2 separate regions of the Homo sapiens genome follow, and region 1 is linked to region 2. A link is an interaction called in ENCODE POLR2A ChIA-PET data of the cell type or tissue named here. Cell type or tissue: GM12878. All regions are shown on one strand.

Region 1 (8,000 bases), 72 kb after region 2:
CGAGAACAGGAAAGAACCTGGAGCCAAGCTTGAAGGAAGTCACCATTTCGGGGATGAGTAGGGGAATGGTGAGCTAGCAAAGGGGTACGAGAAGTGACCAAAGGAAAGAGAGGGAAGCTAGCAGCGTAACGTATCAGAATTTGTGAAAAGAGGATGTTTCCAGAAGGGCGTGGAAATTGTGTTGAATGCTAATAAAATAAGAAAAGCGTAAGTCCACTGAATTTAGGAACATGGAGGTCACTGCTAACATCGGGAAGAGAAAATCCCATGGAAAATAGGCACAGAACCCAGATTAGGGTGGACTGAGGGGCGAGTGAGAATTAAGAATGTGGAAGTGATTACACAGAACTTTAGATAAGGGTCCAACTTCCTGTGATGACAGGCTGCATTATAAAGACGATGAGAGAAAACTGAACTTGGAAGGAACTGTGAAGGATATTGCTCTTGTGAAAGTTTACCCCCTTGAACTCGGTCTGAGAGGTTGGGTTTCCTTTTCCTGTGACGTAGGTGGACATCATGAACTGTGAGACTGAAAGCCTCCTTGGTGATGCTCCCTTCATAACTGCGGTGAACATTCATAACTGCTGTGAACCCAGAGAGGGGGTTTCGTTGGGGCGTCTTCCACAGGGGGACTCACGACAGTGACGGCGAAAGGCAGGAGGTGGGGGGAGAAGAACGTGCAGAGACAGAGAGGCAGTCCCACTCCTCAACACTTGTTTTCCAATGAGTTTCCTGGATTCTGCAATTAAATCCAGATCCTCGTGCATGTTTATAGGAAATCATAAAAGCGAAATGACACAAATAAATTTGGTGGCAACAAGAGAGAATGGTCTCTTTCTTAGTTCTCCTGTTGATCTGAGAAGCGACGTGTGCTGGGGGAAGGAAATAAAGAACTAGAACGCCTTCAGAGGAGAGTAGAGTGGACGAGAAAGAAAAGCTAAATATCAAAATGTCTAGACCCTGGGGTTACAGACCACAAAAAGAATAAATGACTGACTGACTGAATGACTGAATGAATGGCAAACAATAGGAAGTAGGTATGTCCTAGGGAAAGAATGGGGATTCTGTGAGCAGGAATCAGGCCACAGATGGCAGAACAGAGACTTCTTTCTGAGACTTCCTCCCTAGTTCAAGAGGAAAACACGTTCCAACGATCCTTGCTGCATTAGGTGTGTATTTCAAAGGGACCTTCAGGAGCTCCTAACCTGGGGCTACCAAGGTCAGAGAGGGGGAAACAGTGAGACTTTATCAGGGAAAGGAATGGAGCCTGAGTGCCACTCCCTGACGAAAAGCCACATGGGCACGTGAACTCGGGCCTCCTGAATTCCTGACACTTTCCCAAGAGGGACAGCACATCCATGCCCTGAGCCTCTGGAGGCTGCACCAAGTGGCTCACTCTCTGTGAAGCTGCGTTACAGGCTTGAGACGAGGCAGCACTTACGGGCATCTGCTAAGTGCTTTATATACACAACCTCACTGAATCCTCGCAGAAGTCCTAGGATGTCAGAATTCGCATGCTCACTTGACTACAGCAAACTAGACTTCAGAAAACGGATCTGCCCCCAAGGTTGTAATGAAGGGACCTGGATTTGAGCCCATATCTGCATGACTATAACTCCCACACCATTTCCATCACAACAAGATGCAGGCCAGGACCAGCCTGTTTCAGCTGAGACGGGCAAAAGAAATGTGTTGGGGGCAGAGGGCAGGAGACCATAGAGAAAGTAAAAAAATTGAAGAAGAAAAGGAAGGAGTGCCGGGTGCAGTGGCTCACGCCTGTAATCGCAGCACTTTGGGAGGCCAAGGCAGGCGGATCACTTGAGGTCAGGAGTGCAAGACCAGCCAACATGGTGAAACCCTGTCTCTACTAAAAATACAGAAATTAGCTGGGCGTGGTGGCAGGTGCCTGTCATCCCAGGGAGGCTGACGCAGGAGAATCGCTTGGACTCGGGAGGCAGAGGTTGCAGTGAGCTGAGATGGCGCCACTGCACTCCAGCCTAGACAACAGAGCAAGATTCAGCCTCGAAAAAAAAAACCAAAAAAAAAGAGGAAAAATAAAAAGGAAGGAGGAAAGCTCATTTCTGAGAATGAGCAGAATGACAGAAGAAACTGCCTAAGAAAGAGAAAAGAAAATAATCTGACTTGGGAAGTAAAAAAAGAAAAATGCCTGGGAATTTTTTTTTTAAATCAGGAATTAAGGACAGAAAAATCTGAATTTGGAAGTCAAGAGTGAGGATTCTCTAGGGAGAGAATAAAGATGCTGGGCCTTTCCTTTGGGTTTGAGAGGAAATAGTGCTTAAAGACTGACCTTCCTTTCTCTGGTCACGTGGCTGGTGCTAGTATAAATGCTTACTACCAGCCAGGTTCCTCACCATTTTTTCCTGCATGGCATGGACAGAAGCAGGGGCTAAAGCTCTGTTCCTCTCTCCTGGAAGCTTGCAGACCTCCCTTCAGAACCAATCCCAAGAAGCCACCTATCCGGAACAACACAAGGCAAGGCAGCTAGTGTAGTGCTTGTGCTCTGGGAAGAGAGGCCAGGATCAGGTTTGAGGGGAAGGTTCTGGGAGACTGGAGGAAGGATGTCAGAACCAAATGGAAGACTCATACCCAGAGACAGGAGCTAGTGTGAGGAGCAAGGAAACAGCCAGGAAATCAAGGCTGGAGAGTGGACAGAGGGACAGGACCTGGGTTGGGGCCAGCAAGGGTGACACCCCAAGTGGAAACTGAGTTACCCCGTGAAGAAGACGAGTTCTATTTATGGTCAGAATGCCACGCTCAAGGGCCAGTGAAGGCCTGTGGGCTTTTCTGAATATTTCTCTAAGGTCTTCTAGGGACAAGCCTTCCTCCTAAGGCTAGTGCTGGTTCATCCTTCTTCCCCTCCACCCTCCTCTAAGCCTCCCAGCTTCCCCTTTTCTTTTCTTTTTTTTTTTTTTTAGACGGAGTTTTTGCTCTTACCGCCCAGGGTGGAGTGCAATGGCGCAATCTTGACTCACTGCAACCTCTGCTTCCCGGTTCAAGCGATTCTCCTGCCTCAGCCTACCAAGTAGCTGGGATTACAGGTGCCCGCCATATCACCCGGCTAATTTTTTTTTTTTTTAGTGGAGATGGGGTTTCACCACGTTGGCCAGGCTTGTTTCGAACTCCTGACTTCAGGTGATCTGCCCGCCTCGGCCTCCCAAAGTGCTGGGATTACAGAAGTGAGCCACTGCGCCCAGCCCCAGCTTCCCCTTTTCTAGAGAGTCCCAGAGTTTGGTGTTGGACAGGAGAGGACAAGGTGGGGGAGAATCTGTGCTCTGCAAAACAGACGAACGGAAGTAGGAAGCTGGGCTGGTGGCTGGGCACTTGGGTCCTTTGGAGAGCTGGCACTGGGTATCCGCGCCTGGGGCGCCACAGCCTCTTTATACTGATAAGCATCTTACAGCTCTCTCCCGGCACTGATGCCTTTCTCTCCTGCAGGTCTCTGTCTGAGAAAGGGACTTGAGTAAAGTTAGAAACTGGCAACAGTAACTTCCTGTATCTGTGAGGACAGGAGGAGAAAGGCTAGGGAAACTGGAGGGGGAATTCCCTTGGGAAGCCACGAGTTGGTCTCCTCCAGAGACACATGATGGCAAACATAATCACTACTGCTTAATATCCCGCCCCAGGCAAAGTCAATAATTGCTCTGGGTAGTTCGAGCAGGTGGTGTGAGCAAGCCGTGGTGGCATCAGAAAGCACAGTCCTGGGAAGGGGACGGTGCCGGGGAGGATGTCCGCATCCTGAAGGAGAGCTGGCTGCGCGGGCTGTGAGTGAGACCTCCCTGACCCCGCCCTTTTTTGTTCCCCTCCAGGATGCTGCCGGACTGGAAGAGCTCCTTGATCCTCATGGCTTACATCATCATCTTCCTCACTGGCCTCCCTGCCAACCTCCTGGCCCTGCGGGCCTTTGTGGGGCGGATCCGCCAGCCCCAGCCTGCACCTGTGCACATCCTCCTGCTGAGCCTGACGCTGGCCGACCTCCTCCTGCTGCTGCTGCTGCCCTTCAAGATCATCGAGGCTGCGTCGAACTTCCGCTGGTACCTGCCCAAGGTCGTCTGCGCCCTCACGAGTTTTGGCTTCTACAGCAGCATCTACTGCAGCACGTGGCTCCTGGCGGGCATCAGCATCGAGCGCTACCTGGGAGTGGCTTTCCCCGTGCAGTACAAGCTCTCCCGCCGGCCTCTGTATGGAGTGATTGCAGCTCTGGTGGCCTGGGTTATGTCCTTTGGTCACTGCACCATCGTGATCATCGTTCAATACTTGAACACGACTGAGCAGGTCAGAAGTGGCAATGAAATTACCTGCTACGAGAACTTCACCGATAACCAGTTGGACGTGGTGCTGCCCGTGCGGCTGGAGCTGTGCCTGGTGCTCTTCTTCATCCCCATGGCAGTCACCATCTTCTGCTACTGGCGTTTTGTGTGGATCATGCTCTCCCAGCCCCTTGTGGGGGCCCAGAGGCGGCGCCGAGCCGTGGGGCTGGCTGTGGTGACGCTGCTCAATTTCCTGGTGTGCTTCGGACCTTACAACGTGTCCCACCTGGTGGGGTATCACCAGAGAAAAAGCCCCTGGTGGCGGTCAATAGCCGTGGTGTTCAGTTCACTCAACGCCAGTCTGGACCCCCTGCTCTTCTATTTCTCTTCTTCAGTGGTGCGCAGGGCATTTGGGAGAGGGCTGCAGGTGCTGCGGAATCAGGGCTCCTCCCTGTTGGGACGCAGAGGCAAAGACACAGCAGAGGGGACAAATGAGGACAGGGGTGTGGGTCAAGGAGAAGGGATGCCAAGTTCGGACTTCACTACAGAGTAGCAGTTTCCCTGGACCTTCAGAGGTCGCCTGGGTTACACAGGAGCTGGGAAGCCTGGGAGAGGCGGAGCAGGAAGGCTCCCATCCAGATTCAGAAATCCTTAGACCCAGCCCAGGACTGCGACTTTGAAAAAAATGCCTTTCACCAGCTTGGTATCCCTTCCTGACTGAATTGTCCTACTCAAAGGAGCATAAGTCAGAGATGCACGAAGAAGTAGTTAGGTATAGAAGCACCTGCCGGGTGTGGTGGCTCATGCCTATAATCCCAGAACTTTGGGAGGCTGAGGCAGGTGGATCACTTGAGGTCGGGAGATTGAGAACATCCTGGTCAACATGGGAAAACCCCGTCTCTACTAAAAATACAAAAAAATTAGCTGGGCATGGTGGCACATGCCTATAATCCCAGCTACTCTGGAGGCTGAGGCAGGAGAATCCTTGAACCCGGGAGTTGGAGGTTGCAGTGAGCTGAGATCACGCCACTGCACTCCAGCCTAGCGACAGAGCAAGACTCCATTTAAAAAAAAAAAAAAAAAAAAAAAGAAGCACCTTCAGGCTGGAGAAGCAGCGTAGCTAACACAAGTCCAGTCCTTGTGATGTGGCTGGTAGTTGGGGATGGCCAGGCTGAAGCAGAGAGTCCTAGAGAAATCTCGATACAAGCTTCAAAGCAACACCTAGACACTGCTCTAGCGGTTGATCCTGGAGATAAACCAACAAGAGAGAGATGGAAGAGAAATACTAAATGAGGTCAAAGAAGACTCAGAAAGGTTCTGAGCCTGGAGATGAGCAGGGAGGCCTCAGGGCTTAGACCTTTAATGATAGGGGTTTCCCTGCATTGGTTTGACCTGTTGCCTTTTTGATGTGCTCTGTTTGTTTTCATGTGTTGTCTTGTCTCCCCTGCTAAACTGGGAGCTGCCAGGGGTCTGGGTCTTATCTCCTTCCTCCATGGTACCCCACACAGGCCAGGATGTGGTTTGGTACCCAGCAATCAGAGATTGGCACTCCCTCATACAGGGGAAAGCAACCTGGTCTAGCAAATTGAAAATAAAGATGATAAAACTCTGAAGTGAATGTCCACAATTTTTGTAACACTGCTGCAAGCACAGGGAGGGCAAAAATAGGAGAGAGAACCAGATTCAGCAGCAAAGGGGAAAAGTGATGCATCTGAAACCACAGAAACATCTTAAGATAAAGAGGTGGTGTGGGCAAAGGAAGTGAGAGCACTGACGGAATCGTCTTTCGAGGGATGAATAGAGAGTCCGGACTTAGAAAGGATGCAGGGTGATTCCGATTCACAGTCATCTGTCTGCCACAGGGCCTTAAAACATGTCACCCTCCTGCTCAGAAACCTGCAGAGCTTTCCTATCATCAAAATGTTTCCTTGGCCAGTTGCAGGGGCTCATGACTGTAATCCCAGCACTTTGGGAGGCTGAGGTGGGAGGATCACTTGAGCCCAGGAGTTGGAGACCCACCTGGGCAACACAGTGAGACCCTGTCTCTCAATTTTAAAAATTTAATTTAAAAAGATGCGTCCGGCTGGGCACAGTGGCTCATGCCTGTAATCCCAGCAGTTTGGGAGGCCAAGGCGGGAGGATCGCCTGAGGTCAGAAGTTCTAGACCAGCCTGGCTAACATGGTAAAACCCCATCTCTACTAAAAAGACAAAAAAAATTAGCCGGGCATGGTGGTGCGTGCCTGTAATCCCAGCTACTGAGGAGGCTGAGGCAGGAGAATCACTTGAACCTGGGAGGCAGAGGTTGCAGTGAGCCGAGATTGCGCCACTGCACTCCAGCCTGGGCAACAGAGCGAGACTCTGTCTCCAAAAAAAAAAAAAAAAGTGCTTCCCCCAAGGAACTCATATTGTACCATTCTTTTCCTTGCTTTGTCCTCTCTCTCCCCTTCCAGTTCTACCTGCCTAGCTCATTTTTCCACAATAAGGACTCCTAGACCATTCTCTCTAGTTAAATGACCTCCAGCCCCTAACCTAGTAGTTTGCAACCCAGGCTGTACATCAGAATTACATGTGGAGGTGTGAAAATAATACAGAGAGCCACCTCCAACCTACTGACAGAATCTCTGCAGGTGGGGCCCCAGCAAGAGAGCTTTTCAAAAAAGCACCCCAGGTGGCCAGCTGGGGTCGCGAATCGCTGTCTTATCTCAGAAGCCAAATCTGTCCAAGAACTTGTTCTTCAAAAACCTTGCCTGCTTATTCATCCCCCCTCACCTCAATCCCACATTCTTCTACCTGTTTTTTTGTTGGTTTGTTTGTTTTTAGAGTTGGGGTCTCACTCTGTTGCCCAAGCTGGAGTGCAGTGGCACAATCATGGCTCACTGCAACCTCGAACTCCTGGGCTCAAGTCACCCTCCCGCCTCAGCCTCCCAAGTAGATGGGACTACAGGTGTACACCACCACACTCAGCTAATTATTTTATTTTATTTTGTGTAGAGATGGGGTGTTGCCCAGACTGGTCTTGAACTCCTGGCCTCAAGTGATTCTCCTGCCTTGGCCTCCCAAAGTGTTGGGATTACAGATGTGAGCCACCACACCTGGCCCTCCCCCATCTTCTGGTGCTTGCCTCTTCTTCACTTACAAAAATCCACTCAATATTCACTTTCTCCAGAAAACCTTTCCTTATTAGTCCCACTGAACTGAAAGCTCATTTTCTATTTTCCTCCTTCAAAAGAAGACTGGACAGGTGCCATAAGAACCCTGAATTCAGTGTCCATTCCACTTACTAAATGGATGGCCTGAAGCAAGCCACCTCCTCCAGCCTCTATTTCTAAATCATAGTGATTAGGATACTACATACCTCCCAAGATTATTCTGTGGATTAAAATAAGACTCTATGAATAAAATTGCTGAGAAATCATAGAATATTAAGTAGTTCTAAGATATAAATCCATGTACACAGATGTACCCTCACTTATTAGAAATATAATAAGTAAACATTAAAAATAGTGGAAATAATGCTGGGCATGGTGGCTCATGCCTGTAATCCCAGCACTTTGGGAGGCCGAGATGGGCAGATCACTTGAGATCAGGAGTTCAAGATCAGCCTAGCCAACATGGTGAAATCCCATCTCTACTAAAAATACAAAAAATTAGCCAGGCACGGTGGCAGGCACCTGTAATCCCAGCTACTCGGGAGGCTGAGGCATGGGAATCGCTTGAACCTGGAAGGCAGA
Region 2 (8,000 bases):
GACTTCTTGAAAAGTATAGATTACGATACTTGGAGTCAATGATTGGGCAGGTGACTCACAGTGGGCACCCGATGCTCCTCGATCTTAGCTAATGCAGGATCTCTTCAACTTTTTACATCCTTGTCCCCTTCAGAAGCCTCTTTGGATATACATCTTTCCTACACAGCACATTCCTCTGCCTGCTTATGCAATTTCAGTGCAACCAACACACTGTCGGTTTATGTGTTGTGGCCCTTTACAAAGACAGAAACTGGCTGGGCGCAGTGGCTCATGCCTATAATCCCAGCACTTTGGGATGCCGAGGCAAGAGAATCACTTGAGGTCAGGAGTTTGAGACCAGCCTGGCCAACATGGTGAAACTTTGTCTCTACTAAAAGTACAAATATTAGCCGCATATGGCAGCATGCACCTGTAAACCCAGCTTCTTGGGAGGCTGAGGCAGGACAATCACTTGAGGCCAGGAGGCAGAGGTTGCAGTGAGCCGAGATTACACCACTGCACTCCAGCCTGGGTGACAGAGTGAGACTCTGTCTCAAAAAACAGAAGGAAGGAAGGAAGGAAGGAAGGAAGGAAGGAAGGAAGGAAGGAAGGAAGGAAGGAAGGAAGGAAAAGAAAGAAGGAAGGAAAGAGAGAAAGAAAGAAAGAGAGAAAGAAGGAAAGAAAGAGAGAGAGAGAAAGAAAGAAAGAAGGAAGGAAAGAAAGAAAGAGAGAAAGAAAGAGAGAAAGAAGGAAAGAGAGAGAGAGAGAAAGAAAGAAGGAAGGAAAGAAAGAAAGAAGGAAAGAGAGAGAAAGAAAGAAAGAGAGAAAGAAGGAAAGAAAGAGAGAGAAAGAAAGAAAGAAAGAAAAGAAGGAAAAGAAAGCCACAAACCATTGTGAGATTTTTTGTTGTTGTTGTTCCCCAAGAACTAGTTTTCACCTATTTGGGATCAACATTGCTGCTGCTGAGAATGTCTGAGCTGCAGAAATGGTCCCATCTAATATACTGATAGAGCCTGTCTCACAGAACTGTAGCCCAACAAAATTAGGCTGAGGACCTTGCTGCAGGAATGGAGATCACACTACGGAAGAAGTGTGAGGTCTCGTACAAGAGAAGAGACCCAGTTATCATCGAATTTGAGCTAAGAGTAGCGTGAATTTAGATGAAGAGGTGTGTGATAGGCTCAACACAAAGCAGGGATGTGTGGAAAGAGGCCAGTGTTAGATGGAGGCCAGGAAGATTACTCAAGGTCCTGTTTCTCTGGAAAATACCAAGCAAAGATAAAGGTAGAACTTCGTATTGGAAAACTCCTTATCTGAAGCTCTGGTGGGTTGAAAATCAAGGTTGCATCTCTGTGTCAGAGACTCTGATCCTCTAAGCAGAAGTATATGTTCCTTTCTTACTCATGATCTCATGCAGCTAAGTTTCTGACTATCTTTGACTTTTGAGAACAAGGTTTCTTAGCAATATCCTTTTGTTAATTAGCAAAACAAGTTTTTAAAGGTTTACAAGAGAAACTTTTTTAGAAGGAGAGATCCTCCTTCACCGAAACCAAGGGCAGGTCAACCCAGAAGGACAAGAGGAAGGGAAGATTCAACCCATCTCGGCTACAGCTTCCTGAGGCCATAGGTCAAGTCTCAGCTTACAGGGGAGTGAGAGGAAACAAGAAATTTTAAATCACCCAGTGTTGGTTGGGTGCGATGACTCACGCCTGTAATCTCAGTGCCTTGAGAGGCTGAAGTGGGAGGACTGCTTGAAGCAAGACTCCGTAATCTAAGAAAAAAAGTTAGTCGGGCATAGTGGCATGTGCCCATAGTCCCAGCTGCTCATGAGGCTGAGGCAGGAAGATCGCTTGAACCCAGGAGGTCGAGGCTACAGTGAGCCGTGATTGTACCACTGCACTCCAGCCTGGGTAACAGAGCAAGACCCTGAAAAAAAAAAAAAAAGGAAAGAAGAAAGGAAGAAAGAAAGAGAGAAAGAAAGAAAAGGAAAGAAGGAAAGAAAGAAAGAAAGAAAGAAAGAAAGAAAGAAAGAAAGAAAGAAAGAAAGAGAAAGAAAGAAAGAGGAAAGAAAGGAAAGGAAAGGAAGAAAAGAAAAGAAAAGAAATGAGTAAATCACCAAGAGTGCGGGAAGATCGCTTGAGCCCAGGAGGAGGTCGAGGCTACAGTGAGCCGTGATTGTACCACTGCACTCCAGCCTGGGTAACAGAGCAAGACCCTGAAAGAAAAAAAAGAAAAAGGAAAGAGAGGAAAGAAAAAAGAAAGAAAGGAAGGAAGGAAGGAAGGGAAAGAGAGAGAAAGAAAGAGAGAAAGAAAGGAAAAGAAAAGAAAGAAATGTATAAATCACCAAGCGTGACCAGAAACCTTTGGAAGCCACCTAAGAAACTGACAAAGATGGTTCAATCCATCCCATGGAAGGCAGTGAGACCATTGCAGGCTTGAGCCCAGTACGCTCAGACTACTCAGTAAACCAGTGGCAGTGGCAGACAGGAGAGAGAGCAGGAATTCCCCACTGGGAGACAGGATGCCAGTGCCTTTTTATGAGTTAAACATGTATCCACTAGAGAGTGCAGTAAGTGGCCTCTCAGGCTGTGCATATGCCTGGTGGGGCATGGGAAGCTGTGCTGCAAGACAGGATCCGTCAGCCGGCTTCAACTGGGTTCAGCTGGGAGGGGGCAGACATAGACCTGGTCAGGGCCGGCGGAGGTGGAAGGGAGGTAGGAGGCTGGACTTGACTTTGGAGGTGGGGCTCAGACACTGGACCAAATTGAGGACTAGCTAAAACAGGGAAACAAGGACGGAGCTTAAGCGACTTCCCATAGGACATGCCCACCAGTGTCCCCTGTCAGTTTACCATGGTCATAGCAACAGCTGGTAATTACCACCCTTTTTCTAAAACTTTGGGCATTAACCGCCCCTTAATCTGCATGTAATGAAAAATAGATATAAATATGAATGCAAAACTGCCCTAAGCGGCTACTCTTAGCACATTGCTATGGGGTAGCCCTGCTCTGCAGGGGCAGTCACAGAGCTGTTGCACTGCCAGAACTATACCACCATCACTTTAATAAAACCACTTTCTTCTACCACTGGCTAGCCTTTAAATTCTTTCCTGGGTGAGCTGGGTGCAGTGGCTCACACCTGTAATCCCAGCACTTTGGGAGGCTGAGGCAGGCAGATCATTTGTGATCAGGAGTTCGAGACCAGCCTGGGCAACTTGGTGAAACCCAGTCCCTACTAAAAAATACAAAATTTAGCCAGGCGTAGTGGCCCGCACGTGTAATCCCAGCTACTCAGGAGGCTGAGGCAGGATAATTGCTTGAACCCAGGAGGCGGAGGTTGTAGTGAGCTAAAATTACACCACTGCGCTCCAGTCTGGGTGACAGAGTGACACACCATCTCAAAAAAAAAATAAAAATTTAAAAATTAAATAAATAAATTCTGGGTTCTGGGCAAAGCCAAGAACCTTCCCAGGCTAAACCCCTATTTAGGGCTCATCTGCCCTACATCAGAAGGGAAACAAAGACCAGACAAGGAGAGCAAGAAGCCTGGGAGTCTACAAAATAAGTTGCGGGACTCTTCCAAAAAAATGAAGCTGAGCATCGATAAAAGCTCAAAGACACCTGGAAGAAAAGTGAGACCACCGTTTCTGGGAATTACAAGTAGGAGACAGAGGTTTTTATTGGGGGAGAATAGTGTGAGAAGGTGCTCAACTTTTGACCTTCCTCTCTGAGGACATGACTCTTCTGGTTTAGAAAACAACAGTAAAAAGTCCCCAAGAGATACTGGTGGTTGTGGTTCCCAAAACTTCATTAACATCTGTGGGAAGCCTTCTGACTTTCCTCTGAGGCCAGTTCTGAAAAGCCATTCATATGGAGGCAAATCAAAATATCAAAGCAGCAGCCTGTGTTCTGGGAAAATGTTGCTGGGATCACATTCCAGAGAAAAGATGGGATAGAAGGAATGAAAGCTGATCAACATGGCTGGGTGCGGTGGCTCACACCTGTAATCCCAGCACTTTGGGAGGCTGAGGCAGGCAGATCACCTGAGGTCAGAAGCTCAAGACCAGCCTGGCCAGCATGGTGAAACCCCGTCTCTACTAAAAATACAAAAATTAGCCGGGCATGGTGGCGTGTGCCTGTAATCCCAGCTACTCAGGAGGCTGAGGCAGGAGAATCGCTTGAACCTGGTAAGCAGAGGTTGTGAGGTTGCAAAGTTACAGTGAGCTGAGATTGCAGCACTGCTCTCCAGCCTGGGCAACAAGAGAGAAAACTCCATCTCAAAAAAAAAAAAAAAAAAAAAAGAAGAAGAAGAAGAAGAAAGCTGATCAACACTGGTAGAAGTGGGGAAGGGCAGAGCTCACCTCCCATGGGAGCCAGGGTGGAGCTAGCAGAGAGAAAATGTTGTGAAAGAGGAAATGGGATACGGAAATATTTTTTGAGGAGAGGGTGCTTTTAATGGATTTAGAAGAATATAGTGGCTGGATATGGTGGCTCATGCCCATAATGCCAGCACTTTGGGAGTCTGAGGCAGGTGGATAGCTTGAGCCCAGGAGTTCCAGACCAGCCTGGGCAACATGGCTAAACCCTGTCTCTACTAAAAATACAAAAATTAGAGGAGTATGTTGGTGCATACCTGTAGTCCCAGCTACTTGGGGGGCTGAGGTAGGAGGATCACCTGAACTTTGGGAGGTCGAGGCTGCAGTGAGCCATGATCAGGCCACTGCACTCCAGCCTGAGTGATAAAGTGAGACACTTTCTCAAAGAAAATTAAAATTAAAATTAAAATTAAAAGAAGAGTATAGTGAGATAACCCAATCAATCATCCCCTGTTGCAGATCCCCCAGTCTCAAGGGTCAAATTGTGATTGGCACTAATCATGATGCTGTTGACCGCCTTTACTGGTGACTGGTCCTAAGATGGAAGTGTGACCCAATTCCAGCCAACAAAGGGAAATAAGTCTGCTGGGGGCCTCTGGGAAAGATTTTTCTCTATCTCATTAAAAAAATAGATGTGTAAGGAGCTGCGCTCCTACTTCTAATCTGGAACTTTCTATGGAAGGATGTGATACTTGGAGCTACAGCAGCCATATTGGGGCCATGAGGTTACAAACTTGAGGAAGAAAGCAAACAAGCTAAGGACAGCAGAGCAGCAGGATGTAAAGGGCCTGCGTCCTTGACCCTGTTGAGGTGGGACCACCAACCTCCAAAGTCACTGTAGTAAATGTTCCTTTTGTTGACTCACTATTGGCCAGATACCCTCTAACTTGCAGCTTAACATAATAGATCAGCTTATATCCTACTAGAACCTACCCATTGACATCTTCTCTCACGTTAAAATATTTTAGGTTCCTGGAGTTTCTAAACTCTGCCTATTTGCCTTATAGGAGCTATGTGATGTTAGCATTTGCCTTATTTGTTACAGCTGAACTCAGGAGATGTCTTACAGTTCTAGACACTAGCTCTAGCACCAAGATGTCTGGACTCTCCTCATTCAGAAGAAGGCTTTTGAGAGCTGACTGGCTGGGGCTGCATGAACATTGCTTTCCAAGACAAAAAAACACACGTGCTAGATGGGACCTTTTTAAGGTAAAATGTTCATCTGACTGACAATCTTAATTGCAAGCCTGCACTTTTATTAATAAAAATTCTCATACTTGAGCAGATCACCTGAGGTCAGGAGATCGAGACCAGCCTAGCCAACATGGCAAAAACCTGTCTCTACTAAAAATACAAAAATTAGCTGGGTGTGGTGGCACAGGCCTGTAATCCCAGCTACTTGGGAGGCTGAGGCAGGAGAATTGCTTGAACCCAAGAGATGGAGGTTGCAGTGAGCCAAGATCATGCCACTGCCTTCCAGCCTGGGCAACAGAGTGAGACTATTTCAAAAAAAAAAAAATTCTCATACTTACTAAGGGCTCTTGGATGCCATGGAAACAAGAGAGGGCTGAAAGACCTCTCTTTCTTGATGTGGACCATGAGCGATGTTATCCTGTGGAAAAGTACTTGTCTCTGTTCAGTGTTCTTGGGCACAGGACAGCTACCCAGTCCTTGTGCCTGTGGAGTCACTCAAACACACACAATGCCCACATGAAGATGGGGATATGCGGTCTTGGATGCCTAATTTACTACTTAAAATTAACACACACAATTAGATGATTCCCTTTTCCCTCCCCTCCCCTTTTTTTTTTTTTTTTGTTTCTTTTTTTTTTTTTCTGTGACAGGGTCTGGCTCTGTCACCCAGGCTGGAGTGCAGTTACGCAATCATGGCTGACTGCAGCCTCAACTTCTCAGGCTCAAGCAATCCTCCCGCCTCAGCCTCCCAAGTAGCTGAGACTATAGGTGCATGCCACCATGCCTGGCTAATTAAAAAAAAAAAAAAACTGTAGAGATGGGGTCTCGCTATGTGGCCCAGACTGGTCTGGAACTCCTGGGCTCAAGCGATCCTCCCACCTTGGCCTCCCAAAGTGCTGGCATGACAGGGATGAGCCAGTGCACCTAGCCTTGATAATTTCCAGTGGTTCTCTATGCTTAGAGCATTACTCTCATCTTTTTTTTAAACAGTCTAGAATGCTCTCTTAAAGCCTCCATAAAAATAACTCCTTGTTTGTGTATCCTTTGGTGAACAATCCAATGACTTGCAGGAGCACTTCCAGGCATCCCCAGCCGTTGCAGGCCTGCAGACTTCTTCCCTGGCCCACACTTGCTGGTCTGTTTGTTCACTCTGCAGTGAACCCTTCTGCTTACAGCTTTTCCAGCTAACCTTTTGACTCACAATGTAGCCTCTGACAAAAAGCAGACCAGTAGTTACCAGGGGCTGGGGATGGGAGAGAGGAGGGTGTTGACTGGGAAGATAACAGAGGGACATTTTCAGGTGATGGAAATGTTAGATCACTTGATTGCAGTGAGGGTCACACAAGAAGTCAAAACTTATTGAACTCTCTCCGTCCAGTGGGTGCATTTCATGGTGTGTCAATGAAGCCTCAATAATGTTGTTTTTAAAAAATGGTGTCACCTCACCTCCTGGCTTGTAGTGTTTGTGTACCTAATATCAATCTTGCTAAGTTTCCTCCAGCCAAGCAAGTCTCTGCTTTTGCTGGGCTGCTCTGCAGAGGCTGTGACTGCTGGATGATAACCCAGGTTACATAAAAGTGTAGAAACCATGTGCAAACAAATGATACGTGGCAACCAGCTTTTATCTTGGTGCTGGAGATCTGCAGGGCGTGGTGGAAAGGGCGGCAACTGGACAGTGCAATGGTTCATTTCACCTCCTGTCACCACATGGGGCTGTGGGGGCAGCTCTGTCATACCTTCCAATTTTCCAAGCTGAAAATCCAATTGTCATTGCTGTTTTTGAAATCTTACATTTTTAAAAAACTGATAACAAATTCAAAATGTTTAAGTATCTATGTGGGGAAAGTGAATCAGGCCTGAGGGTTGTGGACTGCTTTCTAGGTTTCCAGCCTGTGACCTCTGCAGCAGTGGAGGCAGAGGAGGGCTCAGAGGTCGGGAGGGAAGGGGAAGGAGCATGAAGAAGTGTGATTCTGCACGTAAGCACGGCCCATACTTTTACTCAGAACCCAAGACAGGCAGTTGACAAGAACGTCGGAAGATGTTCTTCCTCATCCCTCGTTCTTATTTTGCAGTCCCTCCCTGCCCCTACAGCTGTTCTCTGAAAGCTGTCACCCTCATCCACAAAAAGATCTTGGAGGCCACAGGCAAGGCAGGGAGGGAAGCTCCGAGGACTGATGCTGGCTCTCCTTCCTTCTCCTCCCAACTCCCCCTCCCAACTGGCACTGAAGGCAGGTGTTCCTCAGGCTCGGACCCTGCCTGCCTTTGTTCGTTTTCTCTCTCCTGTCTGCAGGCATTCTGATCCATCACAATGGCTGTTAACATTCATGACTCCCACATCTCCAGCACCAGACCCTTGTGTATCCAACTGTATAGAGAGACATCTCAACTTCTAGACTTTCAAGACCAAACCTAACTCCTTACTTCGTCTTCCTAATCTGGCCCCACCACCCAG

Evidence for each region. ChIA-PET counts read pairs that join two places held together with the same protein. Peaks named below come from ENCODE experiments on the same cell type or tissue, not always from the same donor. Only the 100,000 strongest peaks of a DNase experiment are listed, where the experiment ranks them.
Region 1: POLR2A ChIA-PET joins it to region 2 with 5 read pairs; 3 of 35 experiments call an interaction of 5 or more read pairs at or near these places.

Annotation. Positions count from the first base shown.
Region 1 is chr19:35,445,887-35,453,886 of GRCh38, forward strand. It overlaps FFAR2 (free fatty acid receptor 2), which reads left to right and starts at 2,371. Exons shown (of 2, transcript NM_001370087.1): 1 at 2,371-2,493; 2 at 3,828-5,881. The coding sequence starts at 3,829. The coding sequence ends at 4,821. RefSeq lists an enhancer at 328-407. In GM12878, no CTCF peak of the experiment used is centred here; a DNase peak (open chromatin) is centred at 5,945; H3K4me3 peaks cover 589 bases; H3K27ac peaks cover 2,203 bases.
Region 2 is chr19:35,373,489-35,381,488 of GRCh38, forward strand. No RefSeq gene overlaps it. Among named protein-coding and RNA genes, the nearest start is that of GPR42, 6.4 kb to the left of the region's middle. RefSeq lists a cis regulatory region at 6,824-7,453. In GM12878, no CTCF peak of the experiment used is centred here; DNase peaks (open chromatin) are centred at 1,623, 3,763 and 4,253; H3K27ac peaks cover 2,733 bases.